3 separate regions of the Homo sapiens genome follow, and regions 2 and 3 are each linked to region 1. The links are chromatin loops, found by intact Hi-C in ENCODE. Cell type or tissue: OCI-LY7. All regions are shown on one strand.

The links. A loop is a pair of places that touch in the nucleus more often than their neighbours do. Peaks named below come from ENCODE experiments on the same cell type or tissue, not always from the same donor. Only the 100,000 strongest peaks of a DNase experiment are listed, where the experiment ranks them.
Region 2: a loop joins it to region 1, with 2.6 times the contacts of the local background. A loop is called at or near these places in 4 of 110 quality-filtered maps.
Region 3: it touches region 1 in a loop (7-fold over the local background); 3 of 110 quality-filtered maps call a loop at or near these places.

What each region holds. Positions count from the first base shown.
Region 1 is chr16:84,871,287-84,876,286 of GRCh38, reverse strand. It overlaps CRISPLD2 (cysteine rich secretory protein LCCL domain containing 2), which reads right to left. Exons shown (of 15, transcript NM_031476.4): 9 at 3,779-3,845; 10 at 3,165-3,295; 11 at 2,324-2,367. Among named protein-coding and RNA genes, the nearest start is that of CRISPLD2, 54 kb to the right of the region's middle. In OCI-LY7, no CTCF peak of the experiment used is centred here; DNase peaks (open chromatin) are centred at 2,046, 2,495, 2,896 and 3,096; H3K4me3 peaks cover 737 bases; H3K27ac peaks cover 2,654 bases.
Region 2 is chr16:84,950,296-84,955,295 of GRCh38, reverse strand. No RefSeq gene overlaps it. Among named protein-coding and RNA genes, the nearest start is that of LINC02176, 25 kb to the right of the region's middle. In OCI-LY7, CTCF peaks have their summits at 2,680, 2,887 (motif pointing right), 3,949 and 4,155 (motif pointing left); DNase peaks (open chromatin) are centred at 2,935 and 4,135.
Region 3 is chr16:84,752,366-84,757,365 of GRCh38, reverse strand. All of the region lies in intron 4 of USP10 (ubiquitin specific peptidase 10), which reads right to left. Among named protein-coding and RNA genes, the nearest start is that of USP10, 55 kb to the right of the region's middle. In OCI-LY7, CTCF peaks have their summits at 2,595 and 2,795 (motif pointing left); a DNase peak (open chromatin) is centred at 2,815.

The DNA.
Region 1 (5,000 bases):
CAGGTGACCCATCTGCCTGGACGTCTCAAAGTGCTGGGATTATAGGCGTGAGCCACCGCGCCCGGCCAGGTAAACTTTTTCTTAAAGGACCATAGAGCAAACATGTTTGGCTTTGTGGTCCTTATGTTTGATGTCAAGATTAATCAACTCTGCTGTTGTAGCAGAGAGGAGCTATAGATGATGTGGAATAGGTGTAACTGTGTTCCAATAAAACTTTATTTACAAAAGCAGGCAATAGGCAGGATTTAACCCATGAGTCATCGTTTGCTGAACCCTGCTGGTCCAGTCTGTCACTTGAACAGGCCATGGTTCTATATAGCTATCCAACAAAGGGGACTGGTTTAGTACATCAAGGGACTTCTATTCAATGGGGAGATCATTCACATTAGGTTTGGAAGAACATTTAAAGCAAGGGTGTCCAGGCCGGGTGCAATGGCTCACGCATGTAATCCTAGCACTTGGGGAGGCCCAGGCGGGTGGATCACCTGAGGTCAGGAGTTCAAGACCAGCCTGGCCAACGTGGCGAAACCCCGTCTCTACTTAAAAAAAAAAAAAAAAAAAAATTAGCTGGACATGGTGGCGGGTGCCTGTAATCCCAGCTACTCAGGAGGCTAAGGCAGGAGAATCACTTGAACCCATGAGGAGGAGGTTGCAGTGAGCTGAAATTGCGCCACTGCACTCCAGGCTGGGCGACAGAGAGAGACTCCATCTCAAAAAATAACAAAATAAAAAATAAAATAAAAAAAGCAAGGGTGTCTAATCTTTTGGCTTCCCTAGGCCACACTGGAAAAAGAATTGTCTTGGGCTACAGATAAAATATACTAACACTAATGATAGCTGATGAGCTACAAAAAAAAAAAAAAAAAAAAAAAGTCCATGCATAAATCTCATGTTTCTCATGTTTACAAATTTGTGTTGGGCACATTCAGAGTCGTCCTGGGCTACATGCAGCCCATGGGCTGTGGGTTGGACAAGCTTGATTTAAAGGCACAGAAATATATTCCTGACACACACACACACACACACACATATGTATATATTTTTTTGAGACAGGGTCTTGCTCTGTCACCCAGGCTGGAGTGTAGTGGCATGAACATGACTCATTGCAGCCTCAAGTTTCCAGGCTCAAGCAACCCTCCCATCTCAGACTCCGAAGTAGCTGAGATACAGGTGTGTGCCACCCTGCCCAGCTAATTTTGTGTGTTTTTTGCAGAGACAGGGTCTTGCTGTGTTGCCAGGGCTGGTCTCAAACTCCTGGGCTCAAGCAATCCTCCCGCCTCAGTCTCCCAAAGTGCTGAGATTACAGGTGTCAGCTGCTGCATCAGCCAGACACATAATTATTTAAGAAAAAAATTAGGTTACCAAATTGTATGTAACTCCATTTCAAGTTTTAAAAGTCATCGATGTATATATTACCAATGTACATACTTTGAATATGTAGAGAAAACAAACTGGAATATTTGCCAAAGTGTTCACGATGGTTATCTCTGGCTGCTGGAATTTAGGTCATCACTACAAAAAAATGTTCCACTCCGTGTTTAAATTATCTGGAATAAACAGGCATTCTTTTTGCAATAAGAAAAAAAACTACTACATATTTTAATAAAGATATCTAACTAGAACTTTTGCATGAGGGCAAATGATAAGAGTTGCTGTCCCAAAACAAAGGCATGGTCTGCCGGCAGAGCTCCGGGGAGGAAGCTGGAATGGCTCCTACATCCTTGCTTGCCTGAGATTATTCTAGTCAAGGGCACAGTGTGGGCAGCTATGATCCATCCCTTCACTTCTGGTTGGAGTGTGCTCGCCCATCGTGCATCCCACCTTCCAAATGAACATACACTAAGCAATGTAAAAAGCTGGGCCAGAGATGGCAAGTAAGTGCCACACACTTCCCTTCACTTCCCTCTCTTGCTCATGGCAGACATTACTAATCTATCAAGCTCTGTTTTCCACTAAGCCCAGATGGAGGCCTCAGAATCCTTCTTAACACAACACTCCAGGTAGCCATTACCAATCGACAGAAAGTGGCACTCCCAGTGAAACCTCTCAGCCACTTTAGCCCCAGGCATCAGTATGTCTGTGACATTCAGCTGGCAACCTCAGCCCTGTGTTTCTGGTTCAGTGATCTCAGGCCAATTTCCAGTCCAGATATTCTTAGAAGCTGGTTAAAGAGATGACGTCTTGAAAAAGGCTTGACAATGATGAGAACCATAATGTTCACACGCATGATAAACATTAAATCAGCGACTAAAGGAAGTGAAATTTCCAGGAAAATCTGAGATAACCCAGGTATTATGGTCGCAAAAGAGACTGGCTAGCTTACCTTTCACTTTTGACACCATGAATGAGCTGGAAGGTTTGTATTTGCTGTTTAAAAAAAAAAAAAAAAAAAACGGGCATTAGGTAAATGCAAATAGAATTGCTTCTAAAAGTGAACGCTTGCTCCTATACTTATCTTATTTGCAGTCTCGACTTCACACTTTTCTACTTGTTTCCTATCAGCCTGAGAGCTCTTAGAATGTTCTAGACCAGGGCATCTTAACTTTTTTTGTACCAAGGACTCTTCTGGTAGCCTGGTGAGGCCTATAGATCCCTTCTAAGAATAATGGTTTTCAAATGTATAAGATAAATTTAATCTAACCACAGCTGCAAAATAAAGAAATTTTAAGAAGATAAATTTAAAACATTACAAAGAAGTTATTATTAATATCATGATCAAATTATAAAAACACATTTGCATTAGAGTTAGAGCTGTGGGTTTTTTTTTTGTTTTTTTTTTTGTTGTTGTTGTTTTCTTTTTTTTTTTTTTGAGACGGAGTTTTGCTGTGTTGGCCAGGCTGGAGTGCAGTGACACTATCTTAGCTCACTGCAACCTCTGCCTCGGCCTCAAGCGGTTCTTCTGCCGTAGCCTCCTGAGAGTAGCTGGGATTACAGGTGCCTGCCACCACGCCTGGCTAACTTTTGTATTTTTAGTAGAGACGGACTTTCACCATGTTGGTCAGGCTGGTCTTGAACTCCTGACCTCAGGTGATCCACCTGCCTCTGCCTCCCAAAGTGCAGGTGTGAGCCACCACGCCCGGCCTGTGTGGTATTTTTCAAAATTTCAACAACACCGTCATAAACAGGAAAACCGTTTCACAGAGCCCCGATCACAGAGTAGTTACCTGAGGGACTGCACGCCGTGTCTCTCAGACTTCACGAAGAAGGGGACCTTCCCGTTCCTGGTGATATCCACCAGGCCTCCCTTGTCATCCAGGATCCCGTAGTGGATGGCGGCGCGGCATATGCTAGACGACTGGCGGGAAGGGAAGAGAAGACCAGAGGCACATTCTCAACCTCTGTCAGCAAGTTTCACCAGAAATACCCAAACATTTGTCCTCAACTCACTAAAAGCCTGAAGGACAGGCCAAAGCTCACTCTGCTCCTGCCTCTCGCCTCTGTCTGTAACCACATATTTGTTCCTGGGGTTGCTTACCTTAAAAACTCATCTGAGTTGCTTTACAAACTAAGAAGAGTGACAAACATCCCTTTCTCCCTGCTCGGTCCAGTGTGTGAATGCTCAGTCTAAGACGGAGACTGGCCTTCAGGAGGATTGGTCCCCGAAAGTGGCTTTGCTAGTTTGTAAGCCCATAAATATACACCCGCCCCAGTTCTAGAAATGCCAGGTTTGACTAAGGAGTGGAAAGAAAATCTTTTCCTACTAAAGCCAACCACCTGCTTTAAACATATGCAACAGGATCCCACACAAGCCATTGAGAGGAGGACTGGCCACACTCACGCTTTCATAGAACAGAGTTCCAAAGATCTTCGCCTTGTGGTTCAGGCAGCCTGCTGGGCACTGGTACCTGACGAGGAAGAAATAAAATGATGTTCAGAGATAAGCACGTTGATTACATCTCACAATGAGTTTATCATTTTTTTCATCGATGGCTCTATTACTAAATATAGAAAAGCTTCATTCATGTGGATTCCATTGTTTTTGGACAAGTCAGACTTTACCCAGGCGCAGACTGATTCACGCAAGCACAATACAGTCGTCCCTCGGTATCCGTGGGGGATTGGTTCCAGAACTTCCCTAGGATACCAAAGTCTGCAGATGCTCGAGTCCCTTATGTAAAGTGTCCTAGTATTTGCGTATAACCTTTGCATCTTTTCCCATATGCTTTAAAACATCTCTAGATTACTTATAATACCTACCACAAGGTAAACGCTATGTAGATAGTTGTTACACTGTATTGTTTTTAAAATTTGTATCAGTTTTTTATTATTATACTGTAATACCACACACTTTTTAAGAAATATATTTTTGATCTGCAGTTGGTTGAATTTGAGGTTGGTTGAATCAGAGGCCGGTTGAATCCACAGAAATAGAAGGTCAACCATAGTCTTTTTTTTTTTTTTTTTTTTTTTTTTTTTCTCATTTGAAAAAAAACAAGGCCAGGCACAGTGGCTCACACCTGTAATCCCAGCACTTTGGGAGGCCAAGGCAGGTGGATCACCTGAGGTCAGGAGTTCAAGACCAGCCTGGCCAAGATGGCAAAAACCCATCTCTACTAAAAATATAAAAATTAGCCGCGTGTGGTGGCAGGCACCTGTAGTCCCAGCTACTTGGGAGGCTGAGGCAGGAAAGTCACTTGAACCCTGGAGGCAGAGGTTACAGTGAGCAAAGATCGTGCCACTGCACTCCAGCCTGGGCAACAGAGCAAGACTCAGTCTCAACAAACCAACAAACAAACAAACAAAACCCCAAGAAAGAGTCTGACTCCATCACGCAGGCTGGAGTGCAGCAGCGCAATCACAGCTCACTGTAGCCTCAACTTCCTGGGCTCAGGTGATCCTCCCACCTCAGTCTCCCAAGTAGCTGGGACTACAGGTGTGCACAACCACACCCAACTAATTTTGGGGGTTTTGCCATGTTGCCCAGGCTGGTTTCGAACTCCTGGGCTCAAGCAATCCACCCACCTTGACCTCCCAAGGTGCTGAGGTTACAGGCACAAGCC
Region 2 (5,000 bases), 79 kb before region 1:
ACCATCTCAGCTCACTGCAGCCTTGCCCTCCCCGGCTAAAGTGATTCTTCCACCTCAACACCCCAAGTAGCTGGGACCACAGGTGTGCACCACCCTACCTGGCTCATTTTTAAAAATTGTTTTTGTAGAGATGGGCTCTCGCTATGTTGCTCAGGCTGGTCTTGGACTCCTAGCCTCAAGCAGTCTTCCTGCCTTGGCCTCCCAAAGTGCTGGGATTACAGCATGAGCCCCACGCCCGGCCAGGGTTGATTTTATAATAGCTTTGTAGTGGCAATCAGGAAGAATCTGTCACCCAATTAGCAGCCAGAATGGAGCTGTGTCAGCAGATGTTTGGGAAAAGGGGCGAGAGGACTGACGTGGCCTGAACCCCTCCTCTGTGCCAGCACTTTCCGCACAGGCTGTCACCAAGTCCCAGCCTCTCCCCTGAGAGGCAGTTAGACACACACCTCACCTGTAGGCAGCCGGAGGTCCACGCAGCTTGGAGTCAGCCTGGAGTTCCCGTCCCTGCTCAGGTCCCCAAGGGGCGTCAGTTCATCTCAGAGAGCCTCAGTTTCCCCATCTGTGAACTGGGGATCACAGGCCCAGTCTCACAGGTGGTCACGAGGATTAGGAATCACATCCCAGGAACGGCCACATAGGAGCTCAAGAAAGATGACGGGTGGATTTTCGACGGGTTCTGTAACAAATGTCCACAGACTTAGCAGCTTAAAAACCTCATTTGTCATTTACGGTTCCACAGGTCAGAAACCCAGCCTCAGTCTCCCTGGGCTTGGGTCACGGTCAACAGGGCTGGTAACTTCTGGGGGTTCTGGGGGAGAATCTGTTTCCCTGCCTTTTCCAGCGTCCAGAGGTCACTGGCATCCCATGGCTCCTGGCCGCTTCGTCCACCTTCAGAGCCGGCAATGTTGCATCTCTGCTGCTGCTTCGGTAATCACAGCACCCTCGGAAAGGTTCTATCACGGCTCCCTCTGACCACAGCTCAGAAAGGTTCCACCACGGCTCCCTCCGACCGCAGCTCAGAAAGGTTCTCTGATTCTAAGGACTCGTGTGACTCGATTAGGTCCACCTGGATGACCCGGGTTACCCTCCCTATGGCAAGGTGCCCCTTGCCCCACCTGCAAAGTGCCTTTTGCCACGTCAGGTAACCTGCACAGGTTTGGGGAATTAGGGCGAGCTGAATCGCCGAGCTCATCGGGCCACAGGTGAGTTGAGTTGAATTCTGGAAAGCAAGGGAGGCCTGGGCTGGCCTCTGGCGGTTCTTTTTGGAAGAAGAAGATTCCACTAAAACCAGCTCATTCTAGGACCACTTCCCATCTTTCTGCTGTTTTTGACTCTTTTCAAAGAGGCCCTGTCTAGCCAAGGAGACTGGGTCACGTCTGCCAAACCTTTGCTTCAAAATAAACCCTACTAGGAAATTTCCATGGGACTGGGCCCTTTTCTTCCCCCACGGACCTGCTTGAAGTTCAAAACCTGGCGGGGCTTCTGTACAAAAGGGCACCGGTCATTACGCGGCCCTGAGAGCAGGTTTTCTGTTGTTGTTTGTGTGGGTTTTGTTTGCTTTCCCCGTCTCCATCTCTCCACCCGGTGGGGTCGTAGCAAGATGGTCACCTCTGTCACCTCCCCCAAGTCCCTCTTGCAGCCGCCTCCTTGCTGTTTGCCTTTCTGTCCCCAGGGCTGCATCTTGCACGTGTCCCCTGTCTGATTTCCACTGTGGTCAGGTCACGTGTGGCTCTGGGAATTCCAGGAAAGCCTGGCTTTCAAGACCACTGTCTCATCAAACACTTAAACCTTAAAAACCCTTATTTTGATGCTCAAAGCTGAGTGTGGATTCCTCTGTACCTGTTCTCTTCCCTGAGCAAGAAGCCTCATTTTCAGAGCCTGGTCGTGATAGGAGAAGAGGTGCTGGGGGCCCCCAAAAGAAACTTCCGGAGCTATTTCATAACATCCTTTGCCTGTAGACGTAAAGCCAGCAGCCAGCAAGTGGCAGTCCATTCATGGGACACAGCCCTCTCCAGGAATCACTAAGCTCATATTTGCTGCTCTGTGCTGGGGCTCTCTGGAAGGACAAAAGACACCAGCAATGTGGAAGGGAAATGGGGCTTTGGGATGGGAGGGGACTTGGTTTCCTGACCCTTTTGCACCGTGACACTGGACATGTGTCTGAGTGTCTTTTACTGAAGGAGGAAACATTCCTTCTCTTGCCTCTTTCCAGAAAAGGTCAGGTGGCTCAATTCATCCTGTCTGAAATGAAGAATGAAACAGTTGGTGGTGGTCTTTTGCTGGCAGGCTGTACTTTGGGAAGTCCCCAGGCCATGGCTGATAAGGGCCTGCGGCCTATGGTGCAGTCTCAAGCAGAGAGAGGCCACAGGCATGTGAGGGAGGCCCTGGCCTTGGGGCCCCCTTTGTCTGGCTGGTGGAGTTTATCTCCCTTCCCAGATGAGGCCAGGAGCTGTGGAGTCAGCTCCTGGCCTCTCTGCCCATTGGCTGGCTGTCTGCCTGGGGCCTGAGATTCACCAGCCCTGCACGAAGATTAAGGGGATCAGGATTCCATCCCCTCCCCTTGCTCAACCTCTGAAGTCAGGTCCCAGCCAGGCACCCATTGGAGAAAACCCAGGCTAGCCAGACCTTCTGCCGTCTGGGTCAGCTCCGTGTAGCGCTGGCCTGTCTGTCTGGTGTCTCCTGGAGAGCATGACTTGGTGGTGTGCCATCTCAAATGTCTCCCGCCAGCTGCAGACTTGGTTATTGCCTTTTGTGAGCGGTGTTCACCCAGCGTTAATGGAATGGGCATTCTCTGAAGGGCTGCAAGTAACACTTAGAACCAAGCCCAGGACTGGCCGGGCAGCAATGTCTGCAGCCTGGAGCTGCCCATGTATGTTAAGAGTGTCATTCCCTAAAAGGCCACCAGAGGGTGCTGCTCAGAGCCACATCGCGACAAACCCTCTATGGCTCCTTATGGCTCTCAGGATGAGGGCTGGGGCTCACAAGCCGGTGTACAAAGTTGTGAATGATCTGGCCGCTGACCTCTCCAGCTCCATCTTATTCTCCTCCGTGCTATGTGTTCCAGCCACGCTGGCTTCCTCACAGTTGCTGGAAAAGATTATTTCCTGCAGCCGCAGGTCTTTTGCACATGTTATGCCCACTTCTTTTTTTTTTTTTTTTTTTGAGACGGAGTTTCGCTCTTGTTGCCAGGCTGGAGCGCAGTGGTGCGATCTCGGCTCACTGCAACCTCCATCTCCCAGGTTCAAGTGATTCTCCTGCCTCAGCCTCCCAAGCAGCTGGGATTACAGGCGCCCGCCAGCACGCCCAGCTAATCTTTGTATTTCTAATAGAGATGGGGTTTCACCATGTTTTCCAGGCCAGTCTCGAGCTCCTGACCTCAGGTGATCCACCAGCCTTGTCCTCCCAAAGTGCTGGGATTACAGGCATGAGCCACCGTGCCCAGCTAATTTTTGTATTTCTAATAGAGATGGGGTTTCACCATGTTGTCCAGGCTGGCCTTGAACTCGTGACCTCAGGTGATCTGCCTGCCTCATCCTCCCAAAGTGCTGGGATTACAGGTGTGAGCCATTGTTCCCGGCCCCGCCCACTTCTTAGAAGGCTGTTCCACTCATCTTCACCCAGAGAAGTCCTAGTCACCCTTTAGGCCTTACCTGAAACACTGGTCCCAGAGTGAGGGGCCTTTCTAAACCCCTCCTTGAAGTCACTGGACCCTGCTCGACATGCTGGAGCCCAGCATTCTCCCTGCAGCAGGCGCCACCCATGCAGTGAAGTCATGAGTTCTGTCCTGGCTTGTCCACTGTCTGTCTTCACTGCTGGTTCCCTATGCCCTGTGCAGTGCCTGGCACCTAGGAGCTGCTCAGGAAGCTGTATTGCACTGGATGCTCACTGAACGCCACCTGGTATAGATATTAGTGCTGGGCACCAAATATTTCTGGTTGTCTCTCTTCTAGGCACCTGGTAGGATTAGACTTTCTGCCCCTTTTGAGGGGATGTGGCACGCATTGTCATTCTCCTACCTGTAGCCGGGAAGCATGTGAGCAGAAGAGACATGCGTCCCTGCCCAGGCTGGAGCATTTACTCACCAACGTGAGCGCCTCTGGCACGGCTGCTGGCAACCGTTGAGATGTGGCTACTCCCTGAGCTGGGGCCCCCTAGTGTCCATGATGAGCAGAACCCCCCGCTGGCCTCTGACACAGAGAATGAGCAAGGAACACATCCTTATTGTCTTCAGCCACTGGGATTTGGGGTTTGTTTGTCACAGCGGCACAATGTGGCCAGTCCTGACTGATACACCACCTGCTGCCCAAAGGCAGGAAAAGTGCAATCACCCTGGGGCCGAGCTGGCTTAGGGGGCCAAGATCTAGGAGTGCTTGAAGGTGGTCAGGAAGCAAAGGCTCTGTGGCAGCTGGGGGAAGGCTGGTGTGGCTGCAGCAGCAGGCGCTGGGAATGGGCCCAGACAGGTCACAGGGTCAGACCCTACTGGGCCCAGTAGATCATAAGGGTGTGGCTCTTTAGGTTCATACCATGCCTGGTCCAGCGCCCTCAGTTGGTGGAACTCATTGTTAAATAGCAATTAATAAATTGGCAATAGATTTATATAAATTTTTTAGAGATAGGGTCTTGCTCTGTTGTCCAGGCTGGAGTGCAGTGGAAAAATAATTTACTCCTAAGAAATTAATACAATTGATTTCATTTGTTATTTAATAATTTAATCAATGACTAAAAATTAATCAATTAAATAATAACTTGAGGTCTCAGAGAAGGGTTCTTTTTCCCCTTTCTTCATACACACGAAATATATTTTTCTACTTGGCCTGAAATTCCACCATTAGAGTAAAATTCCTCTGGCTTGTGAGGAATGGGTCCAGCTGAGGCAGGGGGTGAAGGGTGATGGGCACGGCACTCCAGAGGTTGTGCAGCTCGGTGGCCCTTAGGTGACATTTGAACAGAGACCAGGACAATGGGAGAGAGGGAGTCATGTGGGGCTCAGGAATGGTGTG
Region 3 (5,000 bases), 120 kb after region 1:
GTCCTCTTCCTTCTAACTGAAGAAGCGTAGGGAATAATTTCTGCTAGCTCTTCTTCTGTAGAAAGTAAAATATTACAGATTCTGTGGAATCTGTTTAATTAGACTAAGTTTGCAAAGCTCCTCTCTCTCTTAATATGGAATACCGAACTGGGCCTTGAAATAAATGAATAATGGATCAGTTACGAACTGAACCCCAAGCCTGCATGTGATGACACCCAGCAGAGATAGCACCTGTCATGTGAGGGACACTGTGCTAGAAGCTTTGTGTATATTATTCATAATTATCATAACCCTACTGTCAGAGATAGTTACCAACCCCATTTTACAGATGAGAAAACTGAGGTCACATAACAGCTGAAATGACCTGTGAACCTGGGTCCACCTGACTCAAGAGGTTGAGCCCTTTCCTCAATATATAAGGGGCTTCACTTAAAAATCCCTTTTATTCCAAGGTTTCAGATACTTACTTTTCCCCACAGGCTTAAAGTCTATTGACAGTGGATTTTTACATTTGTCTTTAAACCATATCATCACAACAGTCTATCATTTCTAGTGTGTGCCACAGAACAGCAACTAATGTCATTGCAGTGTTAAAAAGGTGCATTTTCAAATAACCATCAATGACGTAAAGGCATAGTGTCTCAAATGAAAACTCCAGCATGATTCCAACAAGGCTTTGCCATAGTATTTTTATATCAAATGACTTTTTTTTTTAAACCTAACCTTAAGACTCAAAGCCTGCTATCTTTCTAACATAGAAACCTTTGTTTTTTTGAGACAAGTCTTGCTCTGTCACCCAGGCTGGAGTGCAGTGGTGCAATCTTGGCTCACTGCAACCTCTGTGTCCTGGGTTCAAGTGATTTTCCTGCCTCAGCCTCCCATGTAGCTGGGATTACAGACGTGCACCACCACGCCCGGCTAATTTTTGTATTTTTAGGAGAGACAGGATTTCACCATGTTGGCCAGGCTGGTCTTGAACTCCTGAGTTCAAGTGATCCACCTGCCTTGGTCTCCCAAAGTGCTTGGATTACAGGCATGAGCCATGGTGTGTGGCTGAAACCTTTGTTAAATAACATGCTGCCTTTCGCTGAAGGCGAGTAAACCCCTGCTGAGCCCTGCCTAGGCACCGGGTAAGGAAGGCACAGAGATGAATGCAAGGTGGTCCTGCCCTAGGCAAGCTCGCAGACCAGTGAAGGGACGAACTGTGATGTCCCTGGCTCCAAACACACACTGTACAGGCTAAGCTGAAGGGGTGTTGGGAGATGGGGGGCGGGGGGTGGGGAAGGATGCTTAGCCCAATCCAAGGGCTGCAGAAACTCTGGGAAGGTCAGGGGTTGAAGCCACCAAATGGAAGCTGAGGAAGAACAGATATACTAGAAGGTTCTCACTGACTGGGGCAGCAGTGCTATCCAACTAGAGGAGGAATACAACAGATGAGCAGGTTATTTTTTGTTTAGTGTGGTAATGAGCTCAGTTTTAGAGATGTTAGTAAAAGATACCCAGATGACACCAGTAAATCGTATATGTATATTAAAAGACCAGCAAGTGACTGATTTTTTTTTTTTTTTTTGAGACAGTCTCACTCTGCCGCCCAGGCTGGAATGCAGTGGCACCATCCTAGCTCACTCCAACCTCCGCCTCTGGGTCTCAAGCAATTCTTGTGCCTCAGCCTCCCGAGTAGCTGGGACTACAGATGTGTGCCACCATACCCAATCATAATTATTATTTTAAAGACAGGATCTTGCTCTATTACCCAGGCTGGAGTGCAGTGGCGTGATTATGCCTCACTGCAGCCTCGACCTCCTGGGTTCAACAGATTGATAATCACACAAACATACGCACAGGTCCCCAGAGTGCAGGGCTGGAAGGGTAGAGAAGTGAGAAGCACGCAGGGGCAGCGTGTAGGAGTGGGGGCAGCGTGTAGGAGTGAAGACAGCAAGTGCAGGCTGCTCAGCCAGAAGCCGGGCTGAGGAAGGAGACAGGATCATGGGTGCAAGGAGCTAGGGATCCAGGAAGATGCAGCGAAGTTTCTGGGTGGGAGAAGGAGTGAAACAGCAACTTCAGTTTTCTTGACGATACGGAAGGAAAGGTCTTCTAGGGCAGAGTTAGGGCGAAGATGCCAGAGGTGGGTGAGACGGGGCTTGAACATGTTCATTCCTGTTTAGCACTGATACTGGAAGGAAATGAAAGCAGCCACCAGGGCCAGGCATACAAGATCTGCCTGAAACTTCCCTTCGTTGTTGACCCGTTCGAACAGACTCAAAAACACGCTTTATGACGAGGCTAACTCCACTCTTAAAAGGAAAGCATTGCACAGCCATCAAGAACTGGCTGCACTAAGCTCTGTCTGAAAACACAGCTCCTTTTTTTTTTTTTCTGGGACAAAGTCTAGAGACAGGGTTTTGCCACATTGGCCAGGCTGGTCTCGAACTCCTGGCCTCAAGCAATCCGCCTGCCTTGGATTCCCAAAGTGCTGGGATTACAGGTGTGAGCCACTGTGCCTGGCCTCCTTTCATGTTCTTAACTGAGTTAGGGGCCCAGAATAATCTGCATGGCCTGGAGGCTTGACCATTCAATCTCTATGCAATCAAAGGATACATAAATCAACTATAAACCGACTTTTTTCCCAGCATTTATTTGTGAGACAGCATGAACTAGTCAGACAGAAACCTTTAGTTTCTACATCAGCCATTCCCTTAAATCGATACCAGCTTCCAGTTTGCTTATTTTGAGGCGCAGGCAGGTTAAAAAGCAGTTTCAGTTTTTCTTGCACAGTATTAAAATCAAGTCTTCTAGCACCACCCAGTGGTTTGTTCAATAACTGCAAGGAACCTACAAAAGCGAACGAGCACAACCTCTGCAACAGCAGAACATACGTACGGGCCCTTGGGACGTGTACTAGGAAATGTACTCCACCAAGCTTTCCTTCAAGCCTTTGACAGTCTTTGAAAGGCCATTCTGGTACGACGTCGTTAAACGCAGAATAAACCTTTTCAGACTTGGAAAATACAGAAGAGACACGAACAACCTAGATTTTTCTTAATGATTATTCTGTTACTGTAGAAAAATTTTATCTAGTGGCAAGTCTTTCATAAACTAAAATACCGTATCATTCTGTTATTAATCTCTTATAATGATCCTAAATCCTAATCTCAGAGTAAGACCGACAGAAGGCACTCAAGATTCTCCACACTGTCTCCACAGTAGCTGACCTCATCACTGCCTACCTGATATTAGTGCTGTGTGCCTCCTTCTCTGGACAGGAGGCTCCTTAAAGACAAGACTCTCACACTTCAACTGCTCAACAAAGTCCGCACCATCTAAGGTAACAGGACTTGGTGGCCTTTTGTGTCCTCAGCCTGTTACTGCCATCCCTACTAGCTGCATGAGGCCTCCCCTCCTTGCTTTCTCCCCTCAACACCCCTCTGCCAATGATCACTTCTCCCTACAAACAGCTGCCATCTGTTCCTTTCTGATCTTATGCCTTAGACTACCCTGAAGGCAAGGCCAATCATTACTCCAACTAGACAGTGCATGGCATACAGTAAGTTCTCATTAGACAGTAATACAGGATCAATTAAACATCTGGAGATTAAAGTTGTTGGTTACGGCAAATGACTCCACTCATATTTGTTAGAAATGACTCAACAGACTTTAAAGGTCATTTAGCTCCTGGTCCAGAAAGTCTAAATGACAGCTCCTGAGAAGACGCACAGTAAAGGGCAAGGGCCCAGGCACACAAACCAGGAAGACGGGGGTTCGCGCCCTGGCTCTGCCACTTCATTCATTGTGCGGCAGATCACTCCGCACCTGGAACAGGTAAGGAGCTGCACCACGCTCAGCTATAGCAAAGATGAGCACGCATGTAAATACATAAGCAGACCACTCCCGGCATGACGGCCAGCTCAATACAGACATCAGAATCCCCCCTAGAAAATAAAGAGCTAATAGAGGTGGAAGGAGAAGGGAAAAGCAAATGAATTTATGTGAGAGTCTGAGAAAACCAACAACTTTCAGCATCCCAAGAGGAAATGTTAGCCCAACTTCCTTAAAATCTTGACAAGTTTTAAACATCTTGACATATTAAAGATATATTAATAAAGTTCTATTTCAGGCAACACTTTGGGAGGCTATGGCAGGAAGATCACTTGAGTCCAGGAGTTCCAAGATCAGCCTGGGCCACACAGTGAGACTCTGTTGCTATGAAAAATAAAAAATAAAAAATAAAAAAATTAGCTGTACATGGTGGTGCCTGCCTATAGTCCCAACTACTCAGGAAGCTGGGGCAGGAAGACCACCTGCGCCTGAGAGATCAAGGCTGCAGTGAGCTATGATCATGCCACAGCACTCCAGCCTGAATGAATGAGCAAGACCCTGTTTCTTAAGAAAAAAAAAATACGTTTTTAAAAAATAAAGCTCCATTTTAAGAGGAATGATTGTAAGAAATGAAGATTAAATACTTATTGTCAAAGATTTTCTCTTAAGATCCAAACACTCAAGAAACATTTAAGGTCCACTTTTGTAACATCTCACACGTACACTAAGCCTTCCATCCTGACTCATTTCGATAACCATCAACTGGAGGAGACACTAACGCTTTATGAAGTTCGTGAGCTCCTCTTCTTCCTCGCAGTGAAAAAAACAGGGGTGCAAAAGCAGTTCTAATTCCTCCTAAGACCAGACCGAATTATGTTCAAGTGAATGAATCCTATTGTTATCATGCAAAAGTCAGGTCTTACGGACAAGCCAGAACTAATACCACTTCCAAATTTCTAATATCACTCTTCGCTCTATTTAAATTCCTCTTTCAACATCAACATTTTCATTTACAATGTTATTCCTAGCCTAAAGTCCAATACGCATTCCAATTATGGAGGCTAAAAGAATAAAAATGAGGAAGGCGGGCCACCAAGGATAGAGGGCAGGCAACTTCTAGGTTGAAACTTGACCTGCATTCCAAAGTCATTGCCATTGGTGTATCTATTTTACCTTCTTTAAGG